Linked DNA regions of Homo sapiens: region 1 is linked to region 2. A link is an interaction called in ENCODE POLR2A ChIA-PET data of the cell type or tissue named here. Cell type or tissue: HepG2. All regions are shown on one strand. Links, peaks and the distances in the headings refer to the core of each region. The heading gives the core; the rest is flanking DNA.

What was found. ChIA-PET counts read pairs that join two places held together with the same protein. Peaks named below come from ENCODE experiments on the same cell type or tissue, not always from the same donor. Only the 100,000 strongest peaks of a DNase experiment are listed, where the experiment ranks them.
Region 1: POLR2A ChIA-PET joins it to region 2 with 5 read pairs; 6 of 35 experiments call an interaction of 5 or more read pairs at or near these places.

Annotation. Positions count from the first base shown.
Region 1 is chr20:32,287,103-32,292,472 of GRCh38, forward strand. The region is part of intron 1 of KIF3B (kinesin family member 3B); the gene reads left to right. Among named protein-coding and RNA genes, the nearest start is that of KIF3B, 12 kb to the left of the region's middle. In HepG2, for the core only: no CTCF peak of the experiment used is centred there; DNase peaks (open chromatin) are centred at 1,319 and 2,739; H3K4me3 peaks cover 693 bases.
Region 2 is chr20:32,471,169-32,476,538 of GRCh38, forward strand. NOL4L (nucleolar protein 4 like) reads right to left here. Exons shown (of 11, transcript NM_001256798.2): 5 at 3,433-3,574. Among named protein-coding and RNA genes, the nearest start is that of NOL4L-AS1, 87 kb to the right of the region's middle. RefSeq lists an enhancer at 3,372-4,143 and a silencer at 4,327-4,516. In HepG2, for the core only: a CTCF peak has its summit at 4,001 (motif pointing left); DNase peaks (open chromatin) are centred at 2,483, 3,543, 4,233, 4,773 and 1 weaker place; H3K4me3 peaks cover 3,336 bases.

The DNA.
Region 1 (5,370 bases), core at 290-5,289, 180 kb before region 2:
TTTCTATTTGGAAATGTTTGCTTAACATTATTTCATAACCATTTTTCCATATTTTTGTACTTATTTATTTCAATTTTTGTTTCATTTTATTTTTGTAGAAACAGGGTCTCACTATGTTGCTCAGGCTGGTCTCAAACTCCTAGGCTCAAGCGATCCTCCTGCCTTGGCCTCCCAAAGTGCTCAGATTACAAGTGTGAGCCACCAGGCCCAATCTATTTTTTTTATTTGTTTATTTTTGAGATAGGGTGTCGCTCCGTTGCCCAGGCTGGAATACTGTGGCATGATCATAGCTCACCGTAACCTCCAGCTCCTGGGCTCAAGTGGTCCTTCCACCTCAGCTTCCTAAGCAGCCAGGGCCACAGGTGCGTGCCACCACTTGTGGCTAATTTTTAAATTTTTCATGGAGGCAGGATCTCACTATGTTGCTCAGGCTGGTCTCAACTCCTGGCCTCAAGCAATGCTCCTGACTCAGCCTCCCAAAGTGCTGAGACTACAAGTGTGAGCCACTACGCCTTGCTGTGTTTTTGTGTTTAGTAGTTATTACTACATGTTAGTAGTTTAGTAGTAACTACTACACTTTCCCTGGCATTGAGCATTGAAGTTGTTTCCACCTTTTTATAATCACATATAATGTGTTATACAGAATATCTCCTTCTCTCTCAGCCTCTTAAGAGAACAATTCTAAATAAGTGGTTTGTGAAAAGTTTGAACTTTAAAAAATTCTAACAGAGAACTGTCCATTTCCCTTCTTAGGATCCTCTAAAAGTATCTTTTTTTTTTTTTTTTTTTTTTTTTTTTCAGATGGAGTCTCACTCTGTCGCCTAGGCTGGAGTGCAGTGGTGCAGTCTCAGCTCACTGCAACCTCCGCCTCCTGGGTTCAAGTGATTCTCCTGCCTCAGCCTCCTGAGTACCTGGGATTACAGGTGCACACCACCACGCCCAGCTGATTTTGGTATTTTTAGTAGAGATAGGGTTTCACCATGTTGGTCAGGCTGGTCTTGAACCCCTGACCTTGAGATCTGCCCATCTCGGCCTCCCAAAGTGCTGGGATTACAGGCGTGAGCCACCGTGCCTGGCCTAAAAGTATCTTTAAAAAACAGATTTAGCTGGATGTGGTGGCTCATTCCTGTAATCCCAGCACTTTGGGAGGCCTAAGTGGGAAGATTGCTTGAGGCCAGAAGTTTGAGACCAGCCTGGGCAGCATAGTGAGACCCCATCTATACAAAACATATGAAAATTTACCCGGGTGCAGTGGCTTGCACCTGTACTCCCAACTACTCGGGAAGCTGAGGCAAGTTCAAGCCCAGGAGTTCAAGGCTACAGTGAGCCATGATTGCGCTACTGCATTCCAGCCTGGGTGACACAGTGAATGAGATCCTGTCTCCAAACAAACAAAAAATGAACTTTATTTAGATATATTTTACATATGATGAAGTATTTTTTTGATGTAGTAGTTTTTCTCACCTTCTTTTTAGTCTTCTCTTTATCCATTTTTCTTTCTGATGAAGAATTCCCTGTGAGTAGGACCCAGAACATAGGCCTTTGTCATTTCAACCCTTCGTTCTCTGAATAGGCTGTTTATTGGCAACATTAACTGGAAACATTTTATGTACAGCATTGGAGTCTCACTCTGTCGCCTCAGCTCACTGCAACCTCCGCCTCCTGGGTTCAAGTGATGTGCACTGTATGAACTGTGAGAGCAAGCATATCATTATAACATTGGACAATGAGCCAAGACAGTTCTGATGGACTTTTGAAGAGGGATTTTTCAAAAAGCATTTAACTCATCATATTAATAAAATAAATCCTATGATTTATGGGAAATTCTGTTGGATCAACTTTGGAAACTGTTTACTATAAAGGTAGCATGCGTAGGCATGAATCTTGATAAGACAAGATTCTGATCCGGGGTTCTGAGTGGGTCCTTATATTCTGCAGAGCTGAACCAGGTGGAATAGGAGGAGAGTTTGGGTAACAGTCAAACACAACATCCAAAATTATGTTGAATGTAGTGGTGAGAGCTATTCCCTTTAAAACTCTCTCTTGGTTCTTCTGACTGTGTCAAGAATACTGTATTTGTTTGGTACTGGTCTGGTTTTTTTTTTTTTTTTTTTGAAATGGAGTCTCAGTCACCCAGGCTGGAGTGCAGTGGCACGATCTCAGCTCACTGCAACCTCTGCCTCCTGGGTTCAAGCAGTTCTCTGCCTCAGCCTCCTGAGTAGCTGGGATTACAGGTGCCTGCCACCATGCCCGGCTAATTTTTGTATTTTTAGTAAAGACGGGGTTTCACCATCTTAGCCATGCTGGTCTTGAACACCTGACCTTGTGATCCACCTGCCTTGGCCTCCCAAAGGGCTGGGACTACAGGCGGGAGCCACCATGCTCGGCCACTAGTCTATTTCTTAACACTTATTAAGCTCCCTTTCAAACCAATGGTGATCAAGCTTAAGGCCTCAGATAAGCTACAGTATTTAGCTAGAATTTAGTAACATTGTTGTCTGTTCTTATATTTATTTTCACAGTTACTTTCTATTTATAACAAGTGATACTGATTTTCCATTCATGGTGGTTATATAAAGTTTCTTTTTAAAATAAACTTTGTGTTAAGCAAAGTAGATTTAAAGAAAAAACGTTAAGTAAATAATAGTACAGGTGATGATAGACATGGCGAAAATTGTCCAGAAACAATCGGATTATTGACATTTAGGACATGCTGGTGTGGAAGAAAGGCCATGGACTTTGGAGCCAGATGGACCTGGTTTCAGCTTGCTTTGCCACTTATTAACTCAGTGTGCCATGTTACTTCCCTGTCTAAGTCTCTGTTTTTTTTCTCCTGCAAATTGGGTCAGGGCAGAGTTACCACTTGTGGGCCAGACGCTTGCTGCCTGTCTTCTTCTAGTCCTCACACGGCCCCAAGCAGCAGGTGTTAGTGATATTCCCATTTTACAGATGAGGAAATCAGCTCCGAGGGGTAAGAAACTTTCACAGAGCCTCAGAACTACGAATGATAGGCTGGGCACAGTGGCTCCCAGCACTTTAGGAGGCCGAGGCAGGTAGAACACCTGAGGTCAGGAATTCGAGACCAGCCTGGCCAACATAGTGAAACCCACGCTCTACTAAAAATACAAAAGTTAGCCGTGCGTGGTGGCAGGCGCCTGTAATCCCAGCTGCTTGGGAAGCTGAGGCAGGAGAATCCCTTGAACCTGGGAGGTGGAAGTTGCAGTGAGCCGAGATCACGCCACTACACTGCAGCCTGGGTGACAGCAAGACTCCATCTCAAAAACAAACAAACAAAACTAGGAATGATAGAGCTGGGTTTCAGTCCCAGGTGTGTCTGAATCTCTTTTTGGCTATTCAGGCTACCTCTGCCTGTTAAATACAGGTTTTGCTATGGCCCTCTGCCCATAGCATTATTCACAATAGCCAAGAGGTAGAAGCAGCCCAAATGTCCGTTAACAGATAAATGGATAAAGAATATGTGGTACAGGCCAGGCGCGATGGCTCACGCCTGTAATCCCAGCACTTTGGGAGGCCAAGGCGGAAGGATTGCTTGAACCCAGGAGTTCCAGACCAGCCTGGGCAATATAGTGAGACCTTGTTTCTATAACAAATAATAATAATAATAAATTAGCTCAGTATGGTGGCATGTACCTGTAGTCTCAGCTACTCAAAAGGCTGAGGTGGGAGGATTGCTTGAGCCTAGGAGTTCAAGGATGCAGTGAGCTGTGATTGCACCACTGCACTCCAGCCTGGGTGTCAGCAAGACTGTGTCTCAAAAAAAAAAAAAAGAAAATATATATAGTGCATACATGGAATGGAATATTATTCAGCCTTAAAAAAGAAGGAAGTTCTGACACATGCTTTAGTATTGATGAACCTTGAGGGCATTGTGCTGAGTGAAATAAGCCAGTCACAAAAGGACAAATACTGTTATGATTCCACTTATCCGAGGTAGCTAGAGTAGACAAAATCATGGAAACATGGTTACCAGGGGCTAAGGAGAGGGGGAAATGGGGAATTGTTCAGTGGTTATAAAGTTTCAGCTTTGCAAGATGAAAAAGTTCTAGAAATGTGTTATACAACAATGTGAATATAGTTAACACTACTGAACTATACACTTAAAATGATTAAGAGGGTAAATTTTATATTATGTGGGGTTTTTTACTGTAATTTTAAAAAAATTTTAAATGATAAGCCATTGGTTAGAGGGTGATTTTTTTTTCATTTGGAAAATCCCAATTATGCATAAAACTAGAATAATGTAATGAATCATGAACCCATTACCCACCTCCAGCAGTTCTCAGCACTTGGCAATCCTATTTTACCTATAACCTTCCATGCACCCCACCCCTGAAAAAGATCCCAGATGGCATATAACTTTATCTGAAAATATTCTTGTTTACCTCTAGAGGATAAGAACTTTCTTTTTAAAATAATAACATTTTTTTACACGTAAAAATAATTTCTTACATTGTCTCATATCCAGTGTTCCAATTTCCTTGATTGTCTTATACATTTTTTTTTTTTTTTTGAGACAGAGTCTCGCTCTGTCACCCGGGCTGGAGTGCAGTGGTGCGATCTAGGCCCACTGCAATCTCTGCCTCCCGGGTTCAAGCAATTCTCCTGCCTCAGCCTCCCAAGTAGCTGGGATTACAGACATGCATGCACCACACCCAACTAATTTTTATATTTTTAGTAGAGACAGGGTTTCACCATGTTAGCTAGGCTGGTCTTGAACTCCTGACCTCGAGTGATGCACCCTCCTCGGCCTCCCAAAGTGCTGGGATTACAGGTGTGAGCCACCGCGCCTCGCCTCATTTTTTTTTTCTTGAGACAGGGTCTCACTGTATCACCCAGGCTTGAGTGCAGTGGTGTAGTCAGAGCTCACTGCTGCCTCAAACTCTTAGGCGGCTCAAGCAAACTCCTGGGCTCAAGTGATCCTCCCAACTTAGCCTCCTGAGTAGCTGGGGCCACAGGCATATACCACCGCACCTGGCTAATTTTTAAAAATTTTTTTGTAGAGACAGGATCTTGCCATCTTGTCCAAGCTGGTCTTGAACTCCTAGGCTCAAGTGATCCTCCCACCTCAGCCTCCCAAAGTGCTGGGATTATGGGTGGTGAACCACCTAGCTTGGTCCTTGTACATTTCTTAACAGTTGGTTTGTTTGAATCAAGATCAAAAAAGGAGCTGGACGTAGTGGCTCACCATGGTGGCTGGTATTACATGATGGACCTGTAATACCAGCAGTTTGGGAGGCCTAAGTGGGAGAATCACATGAAGCCAAGAGTTTGAGACCAGCCTGTGCAACAAAGCAAGACCCCCCCCAACTTCTACAAACAATTTTAAAAATTAGTCCAGGCATGGTGGCT
Region 2 (5,370 bases), core at 198-5,197:
AGTGAAAGCTGTGGCACCCGCACAACTCACTCTTGGGCTCAGTTTCAGGACAAGCAGACACTCACCCCGGTAGAGGCTCAGAGGCATGCTCCCGGGGAGTGAGAGTGGACACTCACCCCGGTAGAGGCTCAGAGGCATGCTCCTGGGGAGTGAGAGCAGACACTCATCCCGGTAGAGGCTCAGAGGCAAGCTCCCGGGGAGTGAGAGCAGACACTCACCCCGGTAGAAGCTCAGAGGCAAGCTCCCGGGGAGTGAGAGCTGGCACCCGCACAACTCACTCTTGGGCCCAGTGGTCTCCGCCATGGGATTTGCTCTGCCACTCAGCCTTCATCTGCCTTTGTTAAAATCTTTAAAGAAGGGCCCCAACAAATCCACAGCTGTAGATCTGTGCTAACTGCCTGGCTCCCTGAAATCACTCCTGGCTGGATCACTTGTCAGCAGGGATGGGGTGCTGATATGGTTGGGATCTGGGTCCCCTCCAAATCTCATGGTGAAATGTGTCCTCCAGGGTTGGAGGTGGGCCTGGTGGGAGGTGTCTGGGTCATGAGGGGCAGATTCCTTATGAGTGGCTGGGTGCTGTATGGAGTGAGTTCTCACTATGAGTTCATGCGAGAGCTGGTTATTTAAAAGAGCCTGGTACCTCCTCCCTCTCTCTTGCTCCCTCTCTCACCATGAGACATGCCTGCTCCCCCTTCACCTTCTGCCATGTCTGTAAGCTTCCTGAGGCCTCACCAGAAGCCAAGCAGATGCTAGTGCCATGCCTGTACAGCCTGTGGAACTGTGAACCAAATAAACCTCTTTTCTTTATAAATTACCCAGCCTCAGGTATTCCTTTATAGCAACACCAAACGGACCAACACAGGTGTGTCATCAGCACAGCCTTGGGAGTCCCCACACTCCCGGCGAAAAGAAAAGGCCCAGGTACTCAGATGGGAAGGATGTCCCCAGAAACAAACAACCCAACTTATCCCCCATCAGAGGCGGAGCTCCATCTGCTCTGCAATGGTGTGCTTGGGTAGGTCTCAGTAAATGTTTGTTCGTTTGTTCATTCGGGGATAACAGACATTCAGCAGGTACCGACAATGGGCCATGTTCGCAACCGAGTCCCAGGGGCAGGGCAGAGACCAAGACTGACCTTACAGCAGGCCTCAGACTTCCACGAAGGACGGAAGGCCAGAGCCCACACACCAAGCCCACCTGGGCATCAGTGGGGTTGGGGGGCTTCTGCAATGGAGACCCTCGGGCGGGGAGTGGAGCACACAGAGGGCTAAAGCGGGTGCCTCTGCTTGGGCTGTCCCTGCCTAGTCCTGCGTCAATAACAGGGGCCTGAGAGTGCTCTGATGGGAGCCCCTTGACTCACTCATGGGAGCTGGACCTCACATTTCTGCACCGTGAGCACCTTCAAGAGGGGCTGGTTGTATGTCTCCAGGGGGGCCAGAAGATGGCCCAGGACTCTAGGCTGGAAACCCACTGCTCTGGACAGACACCAACAGGCCCACAGGCCCAGAAGAGGCAGCAGAGGCCAGGCCAGCTGCCTGGGCCTTCCCAAGGCCTGTGCCCTGCCCAGGGTCTCAGCCAGCCAGCGGGGTGGCCCACAACTCCATGAGTGTCTCGGAGGGGACAGTGAGGCCCACGGCCCTGTGGTCAACAGCATCCTCCCTGTCCCAGCTCTGGTGTCCATCAGGAGGGGAAGGTGGTGTCTGACTACCCCAGGCTGACCCCGCACTGGGCTCTTGGGGACCTACAGACCCCCCAGCCTCCCTGCATCTCTCAGCCTCATCCTCATGGCCAGGCCAGCCAGCCTCTGGGCAGCAGGTGCTGAGGGAACCCCATGGACCCCACAGAAATGCCACTGTCAGCTACCTGATCCTGACAGCCCCCAAATCACCAGACCTCCCCAGGACGTGTCTCCAAGAGAGATCACGCTCTCAAAGGGTGGTCATGAGGAATAACAGCATGAGATCTGCTTGGGAATGAGTAGGGGGACCATGGTCCCTTCAGCCCCACTGCTCTGGGTTTCTGAACAACTGTCCCAGACCCTTCTTGTGGGGGACCACAGCCTGTGGCCCCAGCTGGGCTCTGCAGGCACCGCCCTCAGTGTTCCTTGGGCGTGGCCTCAATCGGCTCAGTTGAGGCGGGAGGTCAGCTGCTGCGCTTGTCCCAGCCCCAGAGCCCCCCAGAGCACGTGGCTGCCCCCGCCGGTCCCCACCCCCGTGGGAACGCTGGAAGGCGGCACTGGCCTGGGAGGCTGGCAGCACGAGGGGGTCGCACCGACCTCACGAGGCATCAAGCACAAAAGCCTTTTCTTTGCCGGCAGCCACGCACCCCACTCCTCCTGCAGCCACTCCCTGTGCTCCCCAGCCCCTGGCCCAGACACCTCCAGCTGCCTCCAGACTGGGTCTCCTCCCAAACAAAGCCGGATTCAGGCCTTCGGGAGGCAGGCGCGCAGGTTCTGCCATGGAGATGAACTTTGACCCAAACAGCAAGGCTCCTACCCCTTATTTACTCTTTAAGGCTGACCCGTTTCACAGAGTTCACATTACACCCCTTTTTAATCCGCACCTCCCTCCCACATTCCAGGCCTCGACCTTCAACCCCTCCTAATTGCTGGCTCCGGCTCCTACACCCCAGTTCTTGGGCCCAGCTCACTCATCCCTGCCCCCAACCATCTCCTCCACGGAAACAAAGGCGATGCTGGGGTGCTGTGCTCACAGGGCCACCTCACAACCCTGGCACACCAAGGTAGATGCCAGGGTCCCAGAGCCCAACCACTTGGGGGAGTCCACGTGGAGGCCGGGGTGGATCTTTGGGGTCTGATTCCTGACCCTAACTCTCCAACCCCTGAGAAGGAAGCCTCTATTCCAAGGGAGGCTGGAGTAGGCTGCCTGGCAGGCCCTGCGCGGAGGCGGTCAGGGCTAGGGAAGAATCCGGACAGCTCCCCAGCCAGCCGCATCGCATCCCAAGGGGCTAGGGTGAATGTGGGCAGCTGCACTGCCTGGTCACTCACCAGGTGACCTGGGCTATAGCCTCACATGTGGCTGCAGAAACACAGCTTGTTTCCCTTGCTGGGCAGCGGAACTGCTCTGGGTTAGGTACACTGTGAACCTTCCCAGGCCTGCCCCTGGTAACTCTGAAACCCACATTGCAGAAGCCCATGGCATCCCGGCAACCAGGCAGACCCCCCGCCCCGCAGGCTGCCAGTCCTATGGGCTCTCTCCCTCATCTTTGGGAGGAAGGAGCCAGGAGCTGGGGCACTGGGGCCCATGGAGATGCTGAGAACACTGGGGGCAGTGCAAGCTTGGGCCTGAGCCACCCAAAGGCCTTGGCCCAGATTCCGCCACCCTGGAGTGTGTCCACACCTCTCACCTGAGGACAACTGGGAGCAGGGGGCCGGGCACAGCCCCTCCTCAACTGCCACCAAGGGGCACTCACCGTCCTCTTGACTGTGGAGGTTCTGCGGGCTCCGCATCCTCTCGTCCTGGCTGGGGCTCAGGCTGGAGGCCAGGTGCGGGTCAGCTGACATCCATGTGGAGTCGCTCATATCAAAATCCTCGCTGCTCACAGAAGTCTCATCCTGAGCAGGGACAAAGAAGGTGGGCATTCAGCAGGGACGGGCTCTCATCAGCCTGAGGCAGCCTTGTGGGTGGACCCCAGGGCCAGTGGGCGTTTGGGAGTGCCCTGAAGGCGGCAGGAGCCCTCAAACCTTGAAGTGAGGGCTGGGTGGTGCTCCCCCTTGCCCGGTGGAAGTGGCCCCGGCTCTGGTTCCTGTCGGAAGCCAAGGCTAAGGGCCGGCACTGTCTGTAATTGAAGACAATTATGAGGTCTCGCATCCTGCAGGGGCGGATGGCAGGGCCTGGCTCTTACCCTTGTGAGCCAAGGTTGAAACAAGCGCTGTAAACAAGGGCTGCCGCTCCCTGCTCTCAGCCCAGGGACCGGGGCTCACTCTGCACAGGACCCGGCGGCAAGAAGCGGGCAGCAGCACATGCCCGCCACCAGGCACTGAGGCTGAGCTGAGTGCCCCCAGCAGGCCTGGCGCCCTGACTCCCATGAAGCATGCATGGAATTCCTTTCTCCCACTCCCCCAGCCCAGAGGACGTTTCTGTCTTCCTCCTTCCTAACCTTTGCTGTGCTTCAAAGATACGCTCTTGGGCAGCTTCCAGGGCTGAAAGGGCCAGCCCCAGAAGTGCAGAGAAGGAAGGGGGCGGGGCAGGCCAGGGTTCGGACCAGACCGCAAAGGGGGTTCAGCTCAAGGGCCTGGGGGGCCGCCAGGGCGTTCCAAACAGCCGGATGGCCTGCTAGAGAGGACCACGCCTGCCTCCTCTCTCCTCGCTGCCGGCTTCGGGCCGGCCCTTGGCCAGTCATCCGGGAACCCCCGGGGCGGGGCCCCTTCAACCCAGCCCTCCAGGGGGAAGGGCCCCCACCTCCTCCAGGCCCAGCCTTTCAGGAGCAGCAAGCAACTGTGCCTGGGAGCTGGCTGTAAAACCAAGAAAGATGACCCAGCAGCTCCCACACCCGGAGTTCTGGCCTCCCCCCAGCAAGACACAATGGCCTCTGTGGGCCCCCAGTGAGGACCTCTGACAGAGCACCCCCCAAGCCTCCCCTCCGGGGCCCCCCTCACAGACACCTCTTTTATAGTGAGCAAACACACTTTGGTTGGAACTTTCTTAGACTGCTGTCCCTGAGGCAGACACATCTGCTCCAAGTGCTAGGGAACCAGTGTGGATTCGCCTCCACTCCCTCCCCCACCGGCTGGGCTGGTAGGGAGTTTCCTGGAATTTATAGCTTCTGTGCAGTGTGGACCCTCTGCTGAATCCAGAGGACAGGAGCTGGGCTGTGACGCCTGTAGTCCCCACGCGGCACACCCAGGGCCTCGGGGGATGGACAGAGCCCACGTGTCCTCTAGTGTCCTCTCCCCACACACAGGCACACGCACTCACTCTGCCTCCCTCCCACAGGCTGCCTGCTCCATAAACACAAGCACCTCCACCCACAGCCCTCCTTCGTGAAAACTCGCTCACACACCCGGAGGGACACACACACACACACACACACACACACACACACACACGTTCAAAAGGCTCTGCACAAAGGGTACAAAGGGACAACAAAACTCTCCCCTGTGCTAACTGGATGGAGGGAGACGAAGGGGAGGGGGAAGAGAGGCTGGCAGGTGGGGGAAGGTTCCTTGGAGCCTTGAGCAAGGCTGCAAGGTGCAGCCGGCTCCCCATCTTCCCAGCTGGTCGTGCCATGCGGGCTCCGGGAACCAGGAACGGGGCATCTTGCATGGGCCCCTTGCTACTTCCTGGATGCCCAGGGGGTGCCATGCTCTGGGTTTGACCTGAAGTCACAGCTGAAGGAGGAAGACTCTTG